Regions from separate parts of the Homo sapiens genome. Here region 2 is linked to region 1. Evidence: read pairs that join two places in POLR2A ChIA-PET (ENCODE). Cell type or tissue: GM12878. All regions are shown on one strand. Each heading gives the region's core, and the rest is flanking DNA. Links, peaks and the distances in the headings are about the cores only.

The links. ChIA-PET counts read pairs that join two places held together with the same protein. Peaks named below come from ENCODE experiments on the same cell type or tissue, not always from the same donor. Only the 100,000 strongest peaks of a DNase experiment are listed, where the experiment ranks them.
Region 2: POLR2A ChIA-PET joins it to region 1 with 23 read pairs; 2 of 35 experiments call an interaction of 5 or more read pairs at or near these places.

What each region holds. Positions count from the first base shown.
Region 1 is chrX:13,090,684-13,095,812 of GRCh38, forward strand. LOC105373133 (a long non-coding RNA gene) reads left to right here. Exons shown (of 4, transcript NR_171577.1): 4 at 4,960-5,112. Among named protein-coding and RNA genes, the nearest start is that of FAM9C, 49 kb to the left of the region's middle. RefSeq lists an enhancer at 94-233. In GM12878, for the core only: a CTCF peak has its summit at 2,198; a DNase peak (open chromatin) is centred at 2,058; H3K4me3 peaks cover 758 bases; H3K27ac peaks cover 2,434 bases.
Region 2 is chrX:13,254,606-13,259,734 of GRCh38, forward strand. No RefSeq gene overlaps it. Among named protein-coding and RNA genes, the nearest start is that of LINC02154, 46 kb to the right of the region's middle. RefSeq lists an enhancer at 2,758-2,807. In GM12878, for the core only: a CTCF peak has its summit at 3,697 (motif pointing right); DNase peaks (open chromatin) are centred at 2,196, 2,756, 3,206, 3,426 and 1 weaker place; H3K4me3 peaks cover 533 bases; H3K27ac peaks cover 2,500 bases.

The DNA.
Region 1 (5,129 bases), core at 1,115-3,614:
TCTAATGTAACAAAGCTAGAGTTAACAGTCTTCATCCTTACAGAGCTCTTGGGCTGATTGTGCAAGAGATTCATGATCTGATCACAAGAGCAAAAAGAACGCCTGTGTTGCAGATAACAAAGAATTACACAAGGCCTGAAACAAACCCCAATGTTTTAAAACACTTGGTGGAAATTTAAGTTGCAAAGCATTTTATCATCTCAGGCCATCTCTTACAGGGGCCAGCTGAAGCTACCCGTACACATCGTTTTACAAGCCCTGGGCTGTCAATGGGTCTTTTAAAACCAGCTGAACTGCGTTTTGCTTTTCAGTGTGTAAGCTGGTCAGCTTACAGCAGTACAAATTGGCAGCGTGGCAAGAAAGAAAACTGAAATTCAATCCAACACTGGGATTGGAAGCTCTTGAGACTCAAATGTCACCAACACCGGGGGCTTCTCCTCTAATTATCCTGTCAAACGAGGGTTGAAAATGTCAGCACAGACTTCAGTCTCAGCTCCTCCAGCAACCAATGAGAGTGGGCTTGGGTCTGGTTTAAATGATGAAGAACAAATTTGAAAAACCCTTCAGTTGATTTCAAGACTTCCTGGGACGGCGATGTTTAAACCACAATGTTCTTCTTTTGGGGCAAAGTTAAGAGCCAATCACAGTTAAGGTTTCTCTGCATGTTCTGCCCATATTTGGCTGTAATCTTGCTTCATCCAACTAAATTTATAATATATGTGAGTGAAAAGCAAGCCTTTGGGATTTGTCTCTCTCTCTCTTTCCTTGTTATAAAGGAAGCCTTATCTTTATGCATTTGGGGCTACCTGTGAACTTACAGTCTAGCTTCAAAGCAAAGAAAGGAGCAGCCAGTGTAGAAAACTTCGTTTTTACTTTTTTTTTTTTTTTTAAACAAGCTTTAACTGTAGCTTCTGGCTACAGGAAAGTACATAGAAAACCGAATCTAGTTTCGGCCTGTGCAGTACTGACCAGGAGAGGCTTATGAGATTATGGGGATATTGAAGAACACAGAATGTCACATGGATGATTGTATTTTATCTATAATGTATGTGTAGGAGAGATCCATTTCTCAGAGATGGCAAGAACTAAATGCACCCTTTGAAATATCTTCTTAGGGGTTGCTTGAGGAGGATGATCAAATCTTACAGAGAGATAAGACACAAATATGATAAAAGTTATTCTCATTTTAAGTGACTATTTATTGACCACTTGATATGTATCATCCATTTCATTCTCACCACAATCCTATGAAGGAGATTCAATTCTATCCACATTTTGCAGTGAAGAAACTGTGGCAGTGCATGTAACTTGCCCCAGGTGCCTGAGCTTATAAGGAGTGGAACTAAGAATCCACTCTGAACAGTCAGCTGCCAAAGCCCCTCACTCTTAGCCTCTTTGCTCTACTCCACTGAGATGTTCTCTTGGGTTTACTACCAAGAACAGAGGCTGTAAGTAGTATAGAATGCCCCCGGGGACCCCAGTGTCCAAGACACCAACTTCCACTGCCTCTCAGGACCCTAAGGAAAGAAAACTGAGAGGTTGTTCAGCTTGTCTCAGGTCCAGAACTGTCTGGTCAGAGGGGATCCTGGGATCCACCAGTTGAGCCCTTCATTCAGGGCCCCAGTTATTCCTAGTCTTGGGAAACCCAGCTCTAGAAGCCCCTCCCCAGCAGGATTGAGGACAAAGGGGCTAGACTAGAGACCCAGCAACATGGCCCTTCCATGTTCTCAAAACTCAAGAGACCTAGAAAAGAGAAGGGTGGCAAAGCAGCCCAGCCCCACCCCCCAGGGCCAGAGAGGCCCCACTTCACTCTGTAGAGCAGTGGGATTCATCTGGGTGCCATTTGGCCCTCCAGGAGATGTTTGGCAATGTTTAGAGACATTTTAGGTTGCCACAGCTGGGTTGGGGAGGCGAGGGTGCTACTGGCATCTAGTGGGTAGAGGCCAGGGATGCTGTTAAATATCCTACAACGCACAGCACAGCTCCTGCCACAAAGTGCTGCGGTGAGAAGCCCTGCCCTCAAGTCTTGGTTGGGCACATTCCACCCACAGCTCTGAGGAAGCTCCGTCTGGGGCTTCTTCAAAGAGTCATTCTGCAACCAGGAAGCTGGCAGCCCATACAACTATGCAGAAGGTGAAAGAGAGAAGGCGGGACCATGAACACGCGTTTTAATTACTGCATGTTTGTTTCTGACAGAGAGAGGTCAGTGTTTGCCTCCATTTGCAGGCATCAGGACCAAGGTGGGCAGTGGGCAGTGAGGGGGCAGGGGTGGAGGGCGGCACTAGCTCTGTGTAGCAGGCTGAATAATGGCTTCTAAAGATAGCAGATCCTGATCCCGGTAGCCTTCTATGAAAAAAGGTGGTCTTTGCAGATGTCATTAAGTGAAGAATCTTGAGATGGGGAGATTATCCTGTATCATCTGAGTGGGTCCTAAATGTAATCACACGTATTCTTGAGAGAAGGAGGCAGAGGGAGATCTACGTGCACATGGAAAAGGTGATGTAACAACAGCAGAAATTGGGGTGATGAGGCCACAAGCCAAGGAATATGGATGGCCACTAGAAGCTGGAAAAGGCAAGGATCAGATACTCCCCTAGAGCTTCCTGGGGGAACGTGGCCCTGCCCACACCTTGATTTGGGCCTAGCGAGACTGATTTCAAAATTCTGGCCGCCAGAACTGTGAGAGAATAAACTGTTGTCTTAAGCCACCAAGTTGGTGGTCATTTGTTACTGCAGCCATAGGAGACTAATCTACCCTGAGACTCCTGGGGCCCCCAGATGGATCCTCTGAGGCTGAGGGGCAAACTCTTCCATGCAGGCAAAGCCAGAAAAAGGGGAATGGAAATTTCCTTTGCACTTTCCTTGATACATTTACATTTCCCATCCCACCCTTTAAGCACCCTTTCCTGTGAAAACATGGCACCTGCCCCCTCACCGGCCTCTATCAGTCAACAATTCAACTGAATGTCGGGCAAAGCATATGACACCCCCAGTGCTTGGTTCAAACCTGTTTGAGTCACCTGTCACTTTCTACCTTGAATTTTTGTCACCAATGTACATGCAGTAACTTCTATACTAGACTGTGACTCAGACGCTCACAATCACACTCAAACACAGTCTAGTGTTTTTCACAGCCTGGTATAGAAGGTACTGCCTGTACATCAGAACAGGGGAGCAGGAGCCTGATCTGATTTATTATGAAGTCTCCCAAGGCCTCCAGCGCACAGTATCAGGCACACAGGAAACAATCAATGATTAATGTGTGCTTCCTCCATCCTATGAGAAATATTACTTAGGTCTCTTTATGACGAGTGGCCAAAAAGCACAAAGCCGAATCTGATGCTTATTAATAGTAATCCCATACTTGCTGTAAGCCCTGCAACAACTATCATTATCCATGTTTTGTTTTTCAATGGAGGTATAATTTACATACAGTAACATGCACACATCTTAAGTGTATAGCTTGATGAATTTTTACCTAAATATACCTCCTGGAAACCACTGACCACACAAACATCTATGTCTTTCCATCACTCTAGAAAGCTTCCTTTTTCCCTTTTCCTAGTCAATTAACCCCCATGCCCCTCACACTCCAGTGAACCACTATTCTGACTTCTACTCCCATAAACTAGGTTTGCTTGTTTGTGAACTTCATATAAATGAAATTGTACAGAATGTACTCTTGCATCTGGCTTCTTTCTCTTAACATAATGTTTTTGAGATTTATCCAGGTGATTGTATCAGTTTATTCTTTCTTTTTTTAATCTGCTGTGTATTATTCCATTGTAAGAATATGCCATAATTTGTTTATCCATTCTTCTATTGATGGACATTTGGATCATTTCCAGTTTGGGCATATTGTGAATAAAGCTGCTATGAATACTGGTGTATTTTATGGACCTGTGCTTTCACTCCTCCTGGCTATGTACTTAGGAGTAAAATTGCTGGGCTGTAGAGAAGGCATCTGTTTAACTTAATAGAAGTTAGTATCACTATTTTTGATTTGGATATGAGAAAAAAAGGGTTTTTTTAGAAAAAAAAAATGAAACAGTTACAATCTTTCTTCACTTATTTTCCCAATTCCATTCATTGTATTAATTTTTTAAAGAGTAGAGTATCTCTTTCCTGTGCCACAGGCATGGTTAATTGAATCAGCAGTACAGAAAGTTAGAGGGTCACGAGGTACGAAGAATCCAGCAAACTCACATCTGCGTAAATACACTCTCACATCATTTTATATGCATTCACACCAACCCATATCTTTAAAAGTGGACTTTCCTGACACTGGGGTTGACCACAGTGCTGACACAGACAGAATTCCTATGAAAGCAAATATTTTAAGAGGAAAATTTCCCCTGTAATGAAAACTTGATTGAAATGACAGTTGCAGGCAGTGAAAAGCATGTGGAATATGTAGAACGAGCAAAATCAGATCTTTCTGTGGTGTCCTTTCTGAGTATCCAAGAAGTCTCATTCCCCTGCCAAATGCACAACTCTCCTAAGGCCTGAGCACAAAGAGAACTGCCTGGTCTTCCCAGCTGCCAGCTCCCTTCCAAAGTGAATTCCTGAGTCCCAGCTGCTCCCCACTGGAGTGCCACTGAATTCTACAAAATCCTGACCAGCTATGCAAAAGCAAATAAACAGGGGCAAGTATTTTAAGACCCTATAGTGTCACAACACTGAAGGCTGGTATGCTAAAAGGAAGAACAGAAATGTCCAAGCTTGTTTCTCTACAAGGTATATTTTACAACAGCCATTACTCATCACAAGTAAAATTCGTTTCACCCAAATAGGCATTTCATACAATTTTTCTAATGATACACAGTGCTTGTTTTCAGATTACCTAAAGTCCCAACCCTTCTGCTATCTCAAACTTTGACCTTTGTCTGTGAGATGCATCTAGTGCCTCATTAAATGGCAGCTTGATACAATTATATATTCCTTGGTCCTTTCTTACAGAATCTGAGATGACACCCCGGGATTGCCACGGGAAAAATTGCCATGTCTGTGTGATATCAAATAGTCTGATCAAGTCAGCAAATAAGAAATGTCAATCACTCAGGTTTTGTCGTTGGCACAAGGAAATCAAAACAATGGGGTGATTCAATATCTTTCCCTTTCTTTTCTTA
Region 2 (5,129 bases), core at 1,245-3,744, 160 kb after region 1:
CTGCCCTGAGCCACCTGGGGGCCCCCTCTGCATGACTCAGCATGCATGGCCTAGCAGGGTTCTTCAGGACAGCTTAACTCAAGGGCCATGATATTCTATGTGTTCTCATTTTGTGTCCCACACTTGGTGAATCCTGGAGTAGTTTATGCTTAGGAGTCAAAAGACCCGGGTTTTATCTGGCTCCACTGTTTGCACACCTCATCACAAGGTCTTAGTTTCTTCACCTACAAAACATAAAGTAACTGTTAAATCAACTGTTTCTAAAGTGTCTTGTGCCATAACAATAAAAGCTACTGTAGCTTTTGAGTTTCTTGTCCAGTTATAATAATGGGCTCTCACATCTTCTATCTGCTAAGGTGCTTTCTTGTCCCTTAGGCCTATGGAGTTGCCCAGAAAATTCAGCTATAGTTTTGTAGCTAGCATAGAGGATTGGGAGGTTGAGGCTTCCTCTTCAGGGGTGGTTGTGGTTGTGGTTGTTGTAGGGATGTTTAACTCTTTGTCACACATCTCATTTTGGAAATACATTTTCAAACATGCTGCACATTTGCCCATCTTCTCAAAGAAGGTGTCAAGCATTGTTTCATCTGCTGTGTCTCAAGGCACACATCATGATCATCAAACATTGCCGTCTTTCCCTGGTGTTGGTCTCCGTTTAGGATTGCGAGACAAAATGAGTATGTCCAAAGCATACTTAGTTAAAAATTATTCACTATTTATGTGAAATTCAAACTTAACTGGGTTTCCTGCTAAATCAAGCTAGTCTAAGTCTCCGCTAGCCTCTTCCATTTCTAATGTGTTGCCTCTAATCTGTGGCAGGGTGGGGTTGAAAATGGAGCTCGAAATTATAGAGTTGCCAAGAGTATAAAGTTCTCAATTCTTTTCCATTTACACTCACTTCTCTATAGCTTCAAATATTATCTGTCTTCTTACCAAACCTATTTTCCCAACTCCTCTCCCCTGAGTTCTAGGACTCTTGGACCCAGTAACCTCCTCACCCTGATGAGCTGGCAATTGAGATCTCAAACCTGGATTCTTTTTTTTTTTTTTTGGAGTAAGTCTCACTCTGCTGCTCAGGCTGGAGTGCAGTGGTGCAATCTTGGCTCATTGGCTCACTGCAACATCTGCCTCTTGGGTTCAAGTGATTCTCCTGCCTCAGCCTCCCGAGTAGCTGGAATTACAGGTGTGTGCCACCACACCCAGCTAATTTTTGTATTTTTAGTAGAGATGGGGTTTCACCATATTGGCCAGGCTGGTCTCAAACTCCTGGCCTCAAATGATCTTCCCACCTTGGCCTCCCAAAGTGCTGGGATTACAGGTGTGAGCCACTGTGCCCCGTCCAAAGCAGGATTCTTGATTCTCCCTACCTCTCCAAGAATTCCCCCATTCCACCAGTTTCTCCTGCTATATTCTACATGTCAGTACGTAGTACTGAGCACCAACAATCTAAGAGCCATCTTGGATGCTGATCTGTTTTGTCCACATATTTTCTAGTCCATCAACTTGTTCTGGTGGCTTGTAGCTCTCTCTCCAAACATTTCTCCAATGCCTCCTTTCTTCTCCATTCCTACTGCTAAAATCCCACTCTATGCCATTATCCCCTCTTTCCTGGACTAATACCATGAATTGAGCAAGTCTCTTGGAATACCTTCTTGTCTCCTTTCTCCCTGCAAGCAGCAGCCAAGGGACCGTCTCAAAGCAGCAATCAGATCACATCACAAGCCCCCTCCCTCATCTCATTGTTTCACACATTTAAAGCCCTACAGCAGTTCCCTGTTGAAACTATCGGCTAGAAGTTGATAAGTTTGTAACAAAGGTTCTGAAATGGGAGTAATTTTGTCCCCCAGGGGACATTTGGCAATGTTTAGAGACATCTTTGGTTGTCACCACTTGGAGGTGATACTGGCATCTAGTGGGTAGGGCCCAAGGATGCTGCTAAACATTCTCCAATGCCCAGGACAGGCCCCCACAACTAAGAATGGCCAGCCCCGAATGTCACCGAGAAGCTCCAGCCTAAAGTGAGCAGTATCACAGTGTTTAAGATGAAAGAGTCAGGGACTCTGCCCCCAGCTCTAGCTGGAAAGTTCTTGTGCCAACAAGCCACTCATCTGCATTAATGAACATCTTCATTCAACTGCTCCCTTCAGCTGTTGCTAGGCAGGACCTTGATAGAGATGCAACAGAGAGAAGCTGAGCTGTGCTGAGAGGCTTGTACATTCTCACCAAGAAGCATAACTAGGGTGCTTGGAGTTGACATAACCCTGAGCAAATCATACCCTCATTAAAGAATAATCCAATTTAAAAAGAAAGTCTTGTGTACTCATGGGTTGTTTTTCCAAAGTTCTCAGAGGACAGATCATGAAAGCTTTGAACCACCAGACTGTACATGGCTGCCCAGTGAATTTGCAGAAAACAAAGGCCTCTGATTTTTTTTCCTCCAAGCTGTTAGTCTTAAGTGAAACAGGGTAAGAAAGTTCTGTTTATTATCTTTTGACAATTAAAGGATGACATAGGCAATGTGTTTTGATCTCTCACAAAAACTATGAAATTTTATTTCTTCTGGCGAAACATCTTTTCCAACAACATTCAACAAATTAACAAGAGCAACTTCAGAATGTGTGTTTTTTCCACCTAAAAATGCAAAAACAACTGTTCTTTTTGGCTTTATTAAGCTAAACAGACTTGATATAAGTCTAGCCTTTCCTGCTACTGAATAATCTCATGTAATATGAATACAGCCACCGAAGAGCTAATAATTGCTAATTATATCCCTCAACTAGATTTCCTGTTAACCATTTTTAACTTGGGTTTCCCCAGTGGGTAGGAAGCATTCTACGGTGTGGTTTACCAGAGAAGCCCTCTGAAATCCCCTTTCGTTTGATAGGGTAAAGCCAAAACCTATCTTTGCCTGACAGGTTCCTATATATACACACATATACATATACATATACATATACATATACATATACATATACATATACATATACATATACATAATGTATATGTATACATAACATTTATAAATATATGTTAATATTTATAAATATTATATATATAATTTCAACTTTTAGATTCATGGAGTACATGTGTAGGTTTGTTACATGGCGTATTACATAATAGTGAGGTTTGGGATGTGAATGATCTGATCCCTTCACCCGGGTGGTGAACATAGGACCCAACAGTTAGTTTTTCAACGCTAGCCCCTCTCCCTCCCTCTGTCATCTAGTAGTCCCCAGTGTCTATTGTTTCCATATTTAGGTGTCTGACAGGTTTCAAGAGCCCTGCAGTGACAAATAGACTAAGTAAAAGACAGGGACATGGTTTTGGCAGAAGACTGCATGAGAGACACAAAATGGATGTTCATAGGAGTCAGATATGTTGAGGGCTTAAGAATAGGATATTTTGGACTATCTTTATGCCAGTAGCTCTCAACTCTGGCTTCATATTAGAATCACTTGGAGATCTCTTTAAAAAGCACCAAAACCTGGGTTGGGCCCCAATCTCAGAGTTTCTGATTTAGTTGGCCTGGGGAATGACCAGGGCATAGGGATTTTTTAAAGTTTCCCAAGTGACTCTAATGAACATTGAGGGTTGAAAACCACTGCTCTAGACCAGGATTTCTTCACCTCAGCACTATTGATATTTTGGACTGCATCATTGTCCCGTGCGTGGTAGGATGTTTTGCAGCATCCCTGGCTTCTACCCACTAGATGCCAGTAGCACCCCTTCCCCAGTTGTGATAACTCAAAACGTCTCCAAACATTGCCAAATGTTCCCTGGGAAACAAAATCACCCCCTTCCCACATTGAGAGTCACTGTCTTGGCTACTGCATGTTAACTGTAGTTACACAGATAGTATGGTGGGTAAGTAGATGAGGGGTTGGAGATTCAACTCTATAAAATAAATACTAAGGAATAAGGAATAAAACAGTTGTTCAATGTCCCATCCTCAGCCCAGAGGCAGGATTAGTGGTTATCGTCTCTGACTGTACACTGAAACACCTTTCTTCTGGATTATAGGCACACAAACTAAACTGGCTCCTTTATTATTATTATTATTATTATTTGAGACAGGGTTTTGCTCTGTCACCCAAGCTGGAGTGCAGTGGCATGATCTTAGGTTGCTGCAACCTCTGCCTCCTAGGCTCAGGTGATCCTCCCACTGAGGCAGGAGAATAGGGTCTGGAGACAGGTTACCTAAAGCCAATTCGCCCTGACTTCCTAGAACTGAATCAAAAGGAAAACCCCACCTCTCCACACTGAAGTAACGAAAGGATCAGAGGTTACTACCTTTGCACTGTGCAGATGAAAAATGGAAAGTACCTCTAATTGGTCCCCTCCCGCAACCAATCAGACTGGTCGCAGGACTAGTCTTCATGTGTAACTTTGTAACTTCACTTCAGACTCTGATTGGTCACCTCCTGCAACCAATCAAACTGGTCGTGGGCCACTCTTTCATTTACATAGGTACAACCAAGTAACCAATGGGAAATCACTAGAAGGTATTCAAACCCCAGAAAATTCTGTAACCAGTGCTTTTCAGCTGCTTGCTCAAGCCCACTCCCATTCTGTGGAGTGTACGTTGGTTTCAATAAATCTGTGCTTTTGTTGCTTCATCCTTTCATTGCTTTGTTTGCATGTTTTGTCCAATTCTTTGTTCAAAAGACCAAGAACCTGCACAACTCATAGTCAAGTCCCTCCACTGGTACCACCACCTCAGCCTTCCGAGTAGCTAGCTCCATAGGCACCCGCCACCATGCCTGGCTAATTTTTTAAATTTTTTTTGTAGAGACAGGGTTTCACCATGTTGTCCAGGCTGGTCTTGAACTCCTGAGCTCAAGTGATCCCCTGACCTCGGCCTCCCAAAGTTCTGGGATTACAGACGTGAGCCACCACGCCTGTTGGCTCCATATTATTAATGGTCTATATTTGAGTATAGATGCTCCTTGACTTACAATGGAGTTACATCTCAGTAATCACATCATAAGTTAAAAATATCATAAGTCAAAAAGGCATTGAATACACCTAACCTACTAAACATTATAGCTTAGCCTAGCCTACCTGGAATGTGCTCAGAACACTTACATTAGCCTAAAGTTGGGCAAAGTCATCTAACACGAAGCCTATTTTGT